2 separate regions of the Homo sapiens genome follow, and region 2 is linked to region 1. A link is a contact called in ENCODE Hi-C or POLR2A ChIA-PET data. All regions are on one chromosome and are shown on one strand. The core of a region is the stretch at or near the end of the contact, and the rest is flanking DNA. Distances in the headings are between cores, read along the strand shown. Region 1 holds the start of H2BC13 (H2B clustered histone 13). Region 2 holds the start of HCG14 (HLA complex group 14).

What was found. Hi-C counts contacts between places; a loop is a spot of excess contacts on that map. ChIA-PET counts read pairs that join two places held with the same protein, here RNA polymerase II (POLR2A). Pooled maps may share reads with other maps.
Region 2: a pooled map shows a loop between it and region 1 (7-fold over the local background). The contact joins the promoter of HCG14 here to the promoter of H2BC13 in region 1. A Hi-C loop is called at or near these places in 11 of 50 pooled maps. POLR2A ChIA-PET finds 5 or more read pairs at or near these places in 15 of 52 experiments (CD4-positive, alpha-beta T cell, CD4-positive, alpha-beta memory T cell, CD8-positive, alpha-beta T cell and 10 more).

The regions. Positions count from the first base shown.
Region 1 is chr6:27,805,744-27,811,161 of GRCh38, forward strand. It overlaps H2BC13 (H2B clustered histone 13), which reads right to left and starts at 2,186. Exons shown (of 1, transcript NM_003519.4): 1 at 1,736-2,186. The coding sequence starts at 2,163. The coding sequence ends at 1,783. It overlaps H2AC13 (H2A clustered histone 13), which reads left to right and starts at 2,430. Exons shown (of 1, transcript NM_003509.3): 1 at 2,430-2,924. The coding sequence starts at 2,467. The coding sequence ends at 2,859. It overlaps H3C10 (H3 clustered histone 10), which reads left to right and starts at 4,308. Exons shown (of 1, transcript NM_003536.3): 1 at 4,308-4,793. The coding sequence starts at 4,331. The coding sequence ends at 4,741. It also overlaps the pseudogene H4C10P. RefSeq lists enhancers at 891-1,491, 1,492-2,091, 1,654-1,753, 2,004-2,233, 2,574-2,773 and 4 more.
Region 2 is chr6:28,894,439-28,899,856 of GRCh38, forward strand. It overlaps HCG14 (HLA complex group 14), which reads left to right and starts at 2,092. Exons shown (of 2, transcript NR_104117.1): 1 at 2,092-2,292; 2 at 2,673-2,882. It overlaps TRL-CAA1-1 (tRNA-Leu (anticodon CAA) 1-1), which reads right to left and starts at 1,890; the gene lies at 1,785-1,890. RefSeq lists enhancers at 497-1,133, 1,769-2,404 and a silencer at 1,195-1,358.

The DNA of each region.
Region 1 (5,418 bases), core at 936-3,435:
AGGTTGGGAAGGCAGTTGTTGGACAAATGGTCTTGTAGAAGTATTTTTTGTGTGTGTAAGGTTTTGATGGCCTGTGTTTATGGTTGTGGCTCTTACCATCTTTTGTGATAGTTTTTGTTATTAGGCATACAAGCGTGAGAACTTTCTCTTTATGGCTTTTCTTGGCTCTGTGTCAGGATTTTCTTAACATTAGTGATTTCATTTTGATTGACAACTTTCCCACTGTACAATTTCACACTTTAGGCAATTTACTCGAGCTCTCTGAACCCCCATTTTATGATCTGTAAAACAGGTATAAAAATAGTAATTTTTCACAAAGTTGTTATGAAAGCTAAATGATTTAACATATGTAGAGAGCTTTTTAGGACATTATCTGGCACATGATAAGCAGTAAATAATTATGAAAAAGAGCCTTCTTATTTTTTACTAGATAGAATGATGTACTGTAATTTATTGCTAATCAGTCAAATTGCTTCAGTCTTATACTACAAACAGTGCTGCTGGAAACCCCTGCATATATTATTTTGCATATTTTCAAAAATAGTAAATTCCTAGGGGTGAAATTTCTGATGTAAAGATAGGTGCATTTTAAAATTTTGACAGGTATTACCAAATTTTCCTTTATGAAAGCACTACCAATTTGTGGGGCCACCAGCAATGATTGAGAATTAAGGTCTGGGAGGCTTATTCAGGATTTTCCATTCCTATAGCAGAATACTATGACTGGCCTATGGTGAATAGTAGATGCTTAATAAATGTTAGTAAATTGGATGGTAAATAGTATACGAAAAACAGTTGGGTTTGGGTGAAAACAAGAAAAACTTTTAAAAATCTACTCTGGCATCTTTTGCTAGCAGGCATTGACAATTAGGAGAAGGCAAGGTGTTAACTTTTACTGATCTCCCACTTTTTTTTTTGAGACAAGGCCTGGCTTTATCACCCAGGCTGGAGTGCAGTGGTGCGATCTCAGCTCACTGTAAACTCCGCCTACCAGGCTCAAGCCATCCTCCTACATCAGCCCCCTAAGTAGCTGGGACAACAGGGGCGCGCCACCACTCCTGGCTAATTTTTGTGCTTTTTGCAGAGACGGGGTTTTGCTATGTTGCCCAGGCTGGTTGCGAACTCCTGGGCTCAAGGGATCCGCCCGCCTCCACCTCCCAAAGTGCTGGGATTACAGGCATGAGCCACCGCGCCCACCCCTCTAGTTTCCAGTTTAGTCGGAAAGATTAAAAACGCCAGCCTTGTTTTCCTAGTGCTGTTTTTGGTTTTTACCTCGGGTCTTTTGTCGTGCCTTAAAATCATGTCTGGTTGCGCAAGTGAGGGAAAGGATTGGGTAAAGGGGGCGCCACCGCAAGTTGCTGTGCAACATCCAGACATCACCAGACCCACCACCTGGAGCCTGGCCTGGCGGTGTCAAACGCATTCTGGTCTCATCTTTTTAGAAACCCGTGGATGCTCAAGGAATTTCCGGATAACGTGATCCCGGATGCGCTTGACTGACTTACACGGAACGAGCAAAGCGCAAAGCAGTCCCTGCTAAGGACTTAGTTTATGCCCTCAAGCGCAAAGGTCGGACCCTCTATGGTGTTGGTAGCTATATGCACGTACCTCATGTACATTTCACCTTAAATGGCTTTCAAAGAGCTAGATTAATTTAGTGGATAGATCAAAATGATTTATGACCCCTCGCCCCCCAGTGATAGGAAGAGCGAACCAGCTCTTCTTTAGATAATAGTGAGTGGCTCTGAAAAGAGCCTTTGGGTTGGACAAGAGCTTGAGAATTTACTTGGAGCTGGTGTACTTGGTGACGGCCTTGGTGCCCTCCGACACCGCGTGCTTGGCCAGCTCCCCCGGAAGCAGCAGGCGCACGGCGGTCTGGATCTCCCTGGAGGTGATGGTCGAGCGCTTGTTGTAGTGCGCCAGGCGGGAAGCCTCGCTTGCGATGCGCTCGAAGATGTCGTTGACGAAGGAGTTCATGATTCCCATGGCCTTAGAAGAGATGCCGGTGTCGGGGTGGACCTGCTTCAGCACCTTGTACACGTACACGGAGTAGCTCTCCTTGCGGCTGCGCTTGCGCTTCTTGCCATCCTTCTTCTGGGCCTTGGTCACCGCCTTCTTGGAGCCCTTCTTCGGGGCGGGAGCAGACTTGGCCAGCTCGGGCATAATGAAACAATAGTGGCAAAACCAAAACAAGAAGTCGGTCTCCTCTTTTTATATAATAGTTTATGCGGCCGAGGTAGTGGGAAGGTCTCTGCTGATTGGTAATTATCCGTGGATGACGACAGATGCCAGTTTTGCCCAATCAAAATAGGTATCCTGCATAATCGAGTCCTATTGGTCTAAATAAAAATAAAACGTAAGCCAATCGCACAGCTTCCTTTTCGCGCCCAGTAGAGGCTATAAAATGTACGTTTTTCTAGTTTCACTTCAGTCTTTCTTGACCGTATAGATAATAGGCCTTTTGCCATGTCTGGGCGTGGCAAGCAGGGAGGCAAAGCTCGCGCCAAGGCCAAGACCCGCTCTTCTCGGGCCGGGCTTCAGTTTCCCGTAGGCCGAGTGCATCGCCTGCTCCGCAAAGGCAACTATGCGGAGCGGGTCGGTGCTGGAGCGCCGGTGTACCTGGCGGCGGTGCTGGAGTACCTGACCGCCGAGATCCTGGAGCTGGCTGGCAACGCGGCCCGCGACAACAAGAAGACTCGCATCATCCCGCGTCACCTCCAGCTGGCCATCCGCAACGATGAGGAGCTCAACAAGCTTCTGGGCAAAGTCACCATCGCACAGGGTGGCGTCCTGCCCAACATCCAGGCCGTGCTACTGCCCAAGAAGACCGAGAGCCACCACAAGGCGAAGGGCAAGTAGAAGCCTGGATTAGTTTGCAGCAACTCAATCCCAAAGGAACCAAAGGCTCTTTTCAGAGCCACCTACAATTTTGTGGAAGAACTGAGCACTATGTTTAATGTAATTTCTCGTCTTTGCCTACTTCTAAACCACTCCAAAGGTTACGTAGATCAGTCTTCGGTGTCTTGGTTAGGTAGTGACAATCTCGTTAGCTTTATAAAAAGCCTGGATAACATTAAAAGTATTAAACACGCCTTCATCTTAAGCTTAGTGGAAGAAAATTTAGTTTTTCCTAAGCTGGCATTATCCAAGTATGTTGAATTCTGTATGGTTCACCGTCGGGTTTTACTTTTAGTCTGTTGAAGCAAACATGTCTGCTTTGGGGCCAGATGTTTTCTGGGTCTTGGTAAATAACAAACCGGGCATTCGACGTTCAATCCAAATCTAGATCAACGACTTGGATTCTTCATTTCTGAGAAATATCTCTCGAATCTGTATAATTAATTGCATTTGAACATTAATGATTGAGTTGAGAATAATTATTAGACTAATTAGAACAGTTACTTATGGTGCCAGGTAGTTCTCTTTGAAGCATTTTCTGAAAATTCATTGAAATTAAAATTTCCCGAGCTTTCCCACCCCCAGCCACACAAATTGATTTCTTAGTACAGAGATGACTTAATTTGTTTCAGCATGGTAAATTCCACTTTTAAAATATCTGACTTGATGTTTTTAATCTGAATCAGATCTGGATGTACGAATGGAATAGATTCTTAAAAGAAAATGAATTACATTTCTAGAGTATTGGAAAAATAAGCTGCAATGGAATTACTTTAATCTAAAAGTGAAAAGTTCACATAAAGTTGTTTCTTTGACATTTTTTGGCCTTGAATTTCTCACATGCGAACCAGCTTTTCTTGGTTATAAAAATAGAAGTTTTTTAAATTTAAGTGGTCAAAAGATAGAAAATTGAGGGGACAGGTGTATAAGGCTGTCCTGTCCAGTATTGCAGCCACTAGCCAATTGTGGATAGTGATCATTGGAAATTCCATAGCATGAATTTTATATAAAATACACATTGCATTTGGAAAAGTCAGTGCCAAAAAGTGTAAAATACCTAACAATTTTAATTTCGATAACATTGAAATATGTTGGCTATATTGGATTAAGCAAAATATTAAAAATTAATTTTTCCTTGTTTTGTTACAATGTTCTCCTAGATAAGTGTAAATTACTTATATTGCTCTCATTTCCACTGGAAATCGCTAGTATAGTGAACAACTGTATAGCGAAAATAGAAAATAAAATATGGAGACCATGAACTGCTAAGTCTGTCAGAGGAATAGGTGAACAACAAAAATTTGAGTCCTTCGCCAATCCGGTTACTGTTGGGTAGGCCTTCAGCATACTTTTGTCCAATCAGCTTCAGACTCTCACTATAAATAAGCGGCTAGCTTTCTCTTTCTCCTGAAGTGAATCTAGCTCTGAAGGCATGGCGCGTACGAAGCAGACTGCTCGCAAGTCCACCGGCGGCAAGGCTCCGCGCAAGCAGCTGGCCACCAAGGCGGCTCGGAAGAGCGCTCCGGCCACCGGCGGTGTCAAGAAGCCCCATCGCTATCGGCCTGGTACAGTGGCTCTCCGCGAGATTCGCCGCTACCAGAAGTCCACCGAGCTGCTGATCAGAAAGCTGCCTTTTCAGCGTCTGGTGCGTGAGATCGCGCAGGACTTCAAGACCGACTTGCGCTTCCAGAGCTCCGCGGTGATGGCGCTGCAAGAGGCATGCGAGGCCTACCTGGTGGGGCTCTTTGAGGACACCAACCTGTGCGCCATCCACGCCAAGCGGGTGACTATCATGCCCAAGGACATCCAGCTCGCACGTCGTATCCGCGGCGAGAGGGCTTGAGTCTCAAGGACTCACTGATTACATACCCAAAGGCTCTTTTCAGAGCCACCCACATGCGCGCTGAAAAGATCTGTTTCTCTCAGGAATTCTTCCTGGTACTTGTTTTGCCTGTAGTAGATAGGGCCCATTTCCAGACGTTATACAATCTGTTTCGTAAGACTCAGCCTATCCCTTTTTGAATGCTAATTTTGGGAGTCTTAACATCTAATAATGTCCGGCATTTTTCCGTAAGCATTGAGTGTAGCCAAAAGTTCCTTCGTGTATTGCTCTCCCATCTCCGCAGCCCGGTTTTGACCGGATGGTGCTTCTAATTTTCTGCTAACCTGTACTGTGGTGTGTGTATATTTCTTGCCAACACGCCAGAAATAAAACTAAGGTTGTACTGAAGTTGGAAAAATTCAGGTTAATGTAGCTCATGCTGGCTAAAGTGAAACGTTCTCTCCCCGCCCCCCGTTCCTAAGCAGTGTTAAGTTTTCTTTGAATTTTTTCAAGCCGGATTTTGGGCCTGCTTAAACCACTTAAATGTAGTTAATGACAGATGGTTTGAGGTTTAAAAGTCTTCTGGAGAAAGCCCGCCAGAGAACATTCCCTTTGAAGCCCCATGTAAAAATACGTGTGGGAGAGAAAGTGTTTTCTCTGACTTCTGCTGACAGTGGCTAAAACTCTGAACTGTCAGG
Region 2 (5,418 bases), core at 842-3,341, 1.1 Mb after region 1:
TCCTGTGACAGAGTCTCACTCTGTTGCCCAGGCTGGAGTGCAGTGGTGCAATCTTGGCTCACTGCAACCTCCACCTCCCGGGTTCAAGTGATTTTCCTGCCTCAGCCTCCTGAGTAGCTGGGATTACAGGCATCTGCCACCACACTCAGCTAATTTTTGTGTTTTTAGTAGAGACAGGGTTTCACCATGTTGGCCAGGCTGGTCTCGAACTCCTGACCTCAAGTGATCCACCTGCCTCGGCCTCCCAAAGTGCTGGGATTACAGGCGTGAGCCACCACTCCGGGCCTACCATAGGGTTTTATTTATTTATTTATTTATTTATTTATTTATTTATTTATTAATTATTTTTTTTGAGACGGAGTCTCACTCTGTTGCCCAGGCTGGAGTGCAGCGGGCAATGTGGGCTCACTGCAAGCTCCGCCTCCCGGGTTTAGGCGATTCTTCTACCTCAGCCTCCCGAGTAGCTGGGACTACAAGCACCCACCACCACACCCGGCTAATTTTTTGTATTTTTTAATATTTTTAGTAGAGACGGGGTTTCACTGTGTTAGCCAAGATGGTCTCAATCTCCTGACCTCGTGATCCGCCCGCCTCGGCCTCCCAAAGTGCTGGGATTACAGGCCTGAGCCACTGCACCCGGCCAGCAATATTTCTTCTGTAAAAGAAAAGAATAAGTGTTCCACATGGAAAGAACCCAAGATATATTAAGTGAAAAATGTCATAGCATGACTACATTTCTGTTAAAAAAAAAAAACAAAATGTTATATATATATGCGAATGCAGAGAAAAAAGAAATGTAAAAAATACAATAAATTTTTCACGGTGATTACATTTGCGAGAGGAACGTACAGCTTTCATATTTCATTCAATGGTTAAAATGGTACTCAATTTTGACTGACAAAACGGTAATGATCAGATGCCAAAACGAGTGTGAATGTGCATAATTTACGAAAGACATTTTTGAGAACTGGTTACATGAGTTTTGAAAATAGGAGAGCAGAGGACCTGTGTAAGATTTTTAAAGAGACTGCACTGTCACGAGCCACAGCGTTGTGAGATTGGTAGGAAAGTGCTCCAGGAAATATCTAGGGGAGGGCTTGGATCTGAGACACAGAGTGTGAGCCTGGTCGAGAAGCGGGAAAAGAACCCGCCCAGAGCCCCTTCTCTCCATTCCCTCGGCGAGGCAGGAAGCTATCTGCGTTCCGAATCCCGCGACATCAGGATTATCTCGCACTGCAGCACAGAGACCAATCGCTAGTAACCTCTGCCTTTAATTAGGCGTTTTTTGGCCCAAATCTCGCGGCTTCGTAAAAATATCGCGATGCTTCCGCTTTTAATGTTTTTAGTTTGGACAAGCCCTTTGAGATAAATTTAAAAGCCAATTCTTTTTTTTTTTTTTTTTTTTTGAGACGGAGTGTCGCTCTGTCCCCAGGCTGGAGTGCAGTGGCGCGATCTTGGCTCACTGCACGCTCCGCCTCCCGGGTTCACGCCATTCTCCTGCCTCATTCCCGAGTAGCTGGGACTACAGGCGCCCGCCACCACGCCCAGCTATTTTTTTTGTATTTTTAGTAGAGACGAGGTTTCACCGTGTTAGCCAGAATGGTCTCGATCTCCTGACCTCGTGATCCACCCGTCTCGGCCTCCCAAAGTGCTAGGATTACAGGCGTGAGCCACCGCGCCCGGTACCTAAAAGCCGATTCTTAAAAATATACGTTGGTAATTGTTTATGCCTACTGCTGAGATCAGGATATCTCTAAAGTAAGGAGAGGAAAAAGAAAAGTATGTGTCAGAAGTGGGATTCGAACCCACGCCTCCATTGGAGACCAGAATCCCCACCGCGGAGGAAGCTTAGCTTGAGTCTGGCGCCTTAGACCACTCGGCCATCCTGACACACTGCATAACAGCCCTGATTTTTGCACTAAAATAGAGATCAACAAGCAATGATTCTGTGTCGTGCACGCACGCAGAAACGCGATGACGTCAGGGTTGCTTGGTAACAGAAGGGCAGAAAGCCACTTGTGGATTGAAAAAGCAAAAGGGTTCGCAGGACTAGAAAATGTTTCTGCATAAAACTGGATCAAGTCTCTTACGGGCCTTATAACTGTTATCGCCATCTCGAAAAACGTGTGCGGGTTTTTTTTTTTTTTTTTTTTGCTCCCAGCCTGCCCAGATTTCAGGAAGGAAAGAAGATCTTTTGCTTCTTCGGTCGCTGGGTCGGCTCTCCAGTGTCTGATGTTTACTGAAATCTTGATCGTGGTTAGCCTCCCCCAGGACTTCATTGTTTGGAAGATGGTGAGGAACAAAACAAAACCCTAACAAAAGACCCCGGTTCTATAGGAAGGTCCCCTTTTAGCCCCTCTATTTTGGTTCCATTTGTCACTGCCTTGCCACTCGTCGAAGTTTGTCTTGGGCTCTAAAAGTGGTAGCCGGGAACGGCTGGGAAGGTCTCCACAGGGACCACCACATGGGCAAGGCTGGTGTCCGCGCCGAGGGATCGGCGATCCCAGGTCCGGGGAAACTCCGCGAGCGACGCGCTCGCCCGCGGCCTTCCTTGTCGCTCTCGGATGTTCCCGATTAATGGGCTCCAAGTGACCACTGCCAGGTCGGGGAACACAGCGGTAGTTTTTAAGGGGAGTGCACCACATCGCCTGATCCACTTTTCTGTTTCTCAGCCTTCGCCAAGCAATCTGAGCTCCAGGCCGGGAAGCCCCAAGGTCACAAATTTTAATGGAGCCCTGAAACTAAACAGAAATCATCCCTCCCACTAGAACAAGAGCCCCTAGAGGCCAGCGACACCGCTAAAATAACATGTGTAGACCAATGCCGTCCAGGTAACAGTGCCTGGCAAACACGGTAGAGGTTCAATAAATACATTTTAACTCAACCGTCTTAACTCTTGTATTTGGGGCTGTGAGGTTCAGATAGAGGAAATATAAAGTTGGATATTTTAATTAGATTTTGTCCTAATAGCTTACTTTTTGTATTTGTTAATATAAAAAAAATTTCCTTTTTGTAAGGCAAAGTTAGGTCTCTTTTCTGCATGGAGAAATAACTGAGTTTCAGTAGGCTCTATCTTAATTTCCACAGACTTCCTTGGTTTCATATCCTATTTTTGATAGAGAGAAAATTAGTAGTGAGAAGTACAGTGAACACTGGTTCCCCAGTCTCCCTCCAATACATGAGATTTGTATATTTTCTTTCGATTGGAAGGAAATTGTCCAGGAAGTGATTCCCAACATGGCAACTGTAATCTTACCCTAACTATAATTATTTTTTTCTAATTGCAAAGTACACACAAATTGTAGAACATACAAACATGTCAAAAATTAAAATCATCCATAATCTCACTAGTCAGAGGTAACTATTAACATTTTTATATATTTAGTCTTTCATATGGTATACATTTTCCAAAAATGGTCATGTGTAGTAAATAATTTGCTAACTTGCTTTCTAAATGAATATATTATGAATATATACTTGCTAAGTACTATATTTTGCATAAATCTTAATTCCTGCACATATTCCATATCAAAGTGGTATTCTTGAAAACTGGATTATTTCTAATTTTTTATTTTCATCAGCAATGCTGTAAAAACTATCCTTACATAAATATTTTCAAACATCCACGATTATTTCCTTAAATTTCTAAAAGTGAAACCATTACATCAAATTTTTTTTTTTTTTTTTTTTTTTTGAGACGGAGTCTCGCTCTGTCACCCAGGGTGGAGTGCAGTAGCACGACTTGGCTCACTGCAACTTCCACCTCTCGGGTTCACACCATTCTCTTGCCTCAGCCTCCCGAGTAGCTGGGACTATAGGCGCCCGTCACGACGCCCGGCTAATTTTTGTATTTTTAGTAGAGACGGGGTTTCACTATGTTGGTCAGGCTGGTCTCGAACTCCTGACCTCTTGATCCGCCCGCCTCAGCCTCCCAAAGTGCTGGGATTACAGGCGTGAGCCACCGCGCCCGGCCTACATCAATGTTTATCCAGTTTTTGTTTGTTTGTTTTGACGGAGTTTTGCTCTGTTGCCCAGGCTGGAGTGCAGTGGCATGATCTTAGCTCACAGCAACCTATCTCCCAGGTTCAAGTGATTCTCGTCTCAGCCTCCCGAGTAGCTGGAACTACACGCATGAGCCATCACACTCAGCTAATTTTTTTTTGTATTTTTAGTAGAAACAGGGTTTCACCATGTTGGTCAGGCTGGTCTCAAACTCCTGACCTCAAATGATGTGCCCGCCTCGGCCTCCCAAAGTGCTGGGATTACAGGCGTGACCCACCGCTCCTGGCACATTTTAATAGGTAACAAATGATATAGCGCCCCCCCTTTTTTTTCTGATTTGATTATTAGTGAGGTCCAATATTCATGTTTAAAGGATTTTTATACTCCTTCCTCAGTAAATTGCTTACCAAATTTTTATGAGGTGTCCATCTTTCCTTATTGATTTGTAAGACTTATTTTATGAAAAGTAAACTCTTGGGATACAGTTTCTATTTACCAAGAACCCAAGCAGAAATTCCTATCTCTTATTAACAAGAATCCCATTATGTCCCTTAAACATTTAGTTACTTCCATCTTACAGAAACTAGAAGCTATACAATTAACAATGTTCCCATGTCAATTTTTAAAACCCAACTGTGGCCCACATTTAGTGTCCTCGTAGTTTTCATACTATAGATTCACTTCTAATCCTGGTCATTTTTTGTGCCATCTTTTTTTTTAATGAGACGGAGTCTCGCACTGTCACCCGGGTTGGTGTGCAGTGGCGCAATCTCGGCTTGCTTCAAGCTCTGCCTCCCAGGTTCAAGCAATTTTCCTGCCTCAGCCTCCCAAGTAGCTGGGACTACAGGCTCGTGCCACCATGCCCAGTTAATTTTTGTATTTTTAGTAGAAATGGGGTTTTTCACTATGTTGGCCAGGCTGGTCTTGAACTCCTGACCTCGTAATCTGCGTGCCTGGGCCTCCCAAGGTGCTGGGATTACAGGCGTGAGCCACCGCGCCCGGCTGTGCCGTATTTTTTCTTTCTTCCTTTATGGCATGTTAAACTCCTGATGTCTTGATTTTATGGGTTTGTTTTGGTTTTTTTTGAGATGGAGTCTTGCTCTGCTGCCCAGGCTGGAGTGCAGTGGTGCAATCTTGGCTCACTGCAACCTCCGCCTCCTGGGTTCCAGCAATTCTCCTGTCTCAGCCTCCCGAGTCGGGATTACAGAAATGCACCACCACACCTGGCTAATTTTTGTATTTTTAGTAGAGATGGGGTTTCACCATGTTGGCCAGGCTGGTCTTGAACTCCTGACCTCAGGTGATCCGCCCGCCTCAGCCTTCCAAAGTGCTGGTGTGAGCCACCGAGCCCAGACATGATTTTATGTTTTAAATGGCTTTAAGTCCTTTTTGGAATAAGGTAAAATATAATTAAAT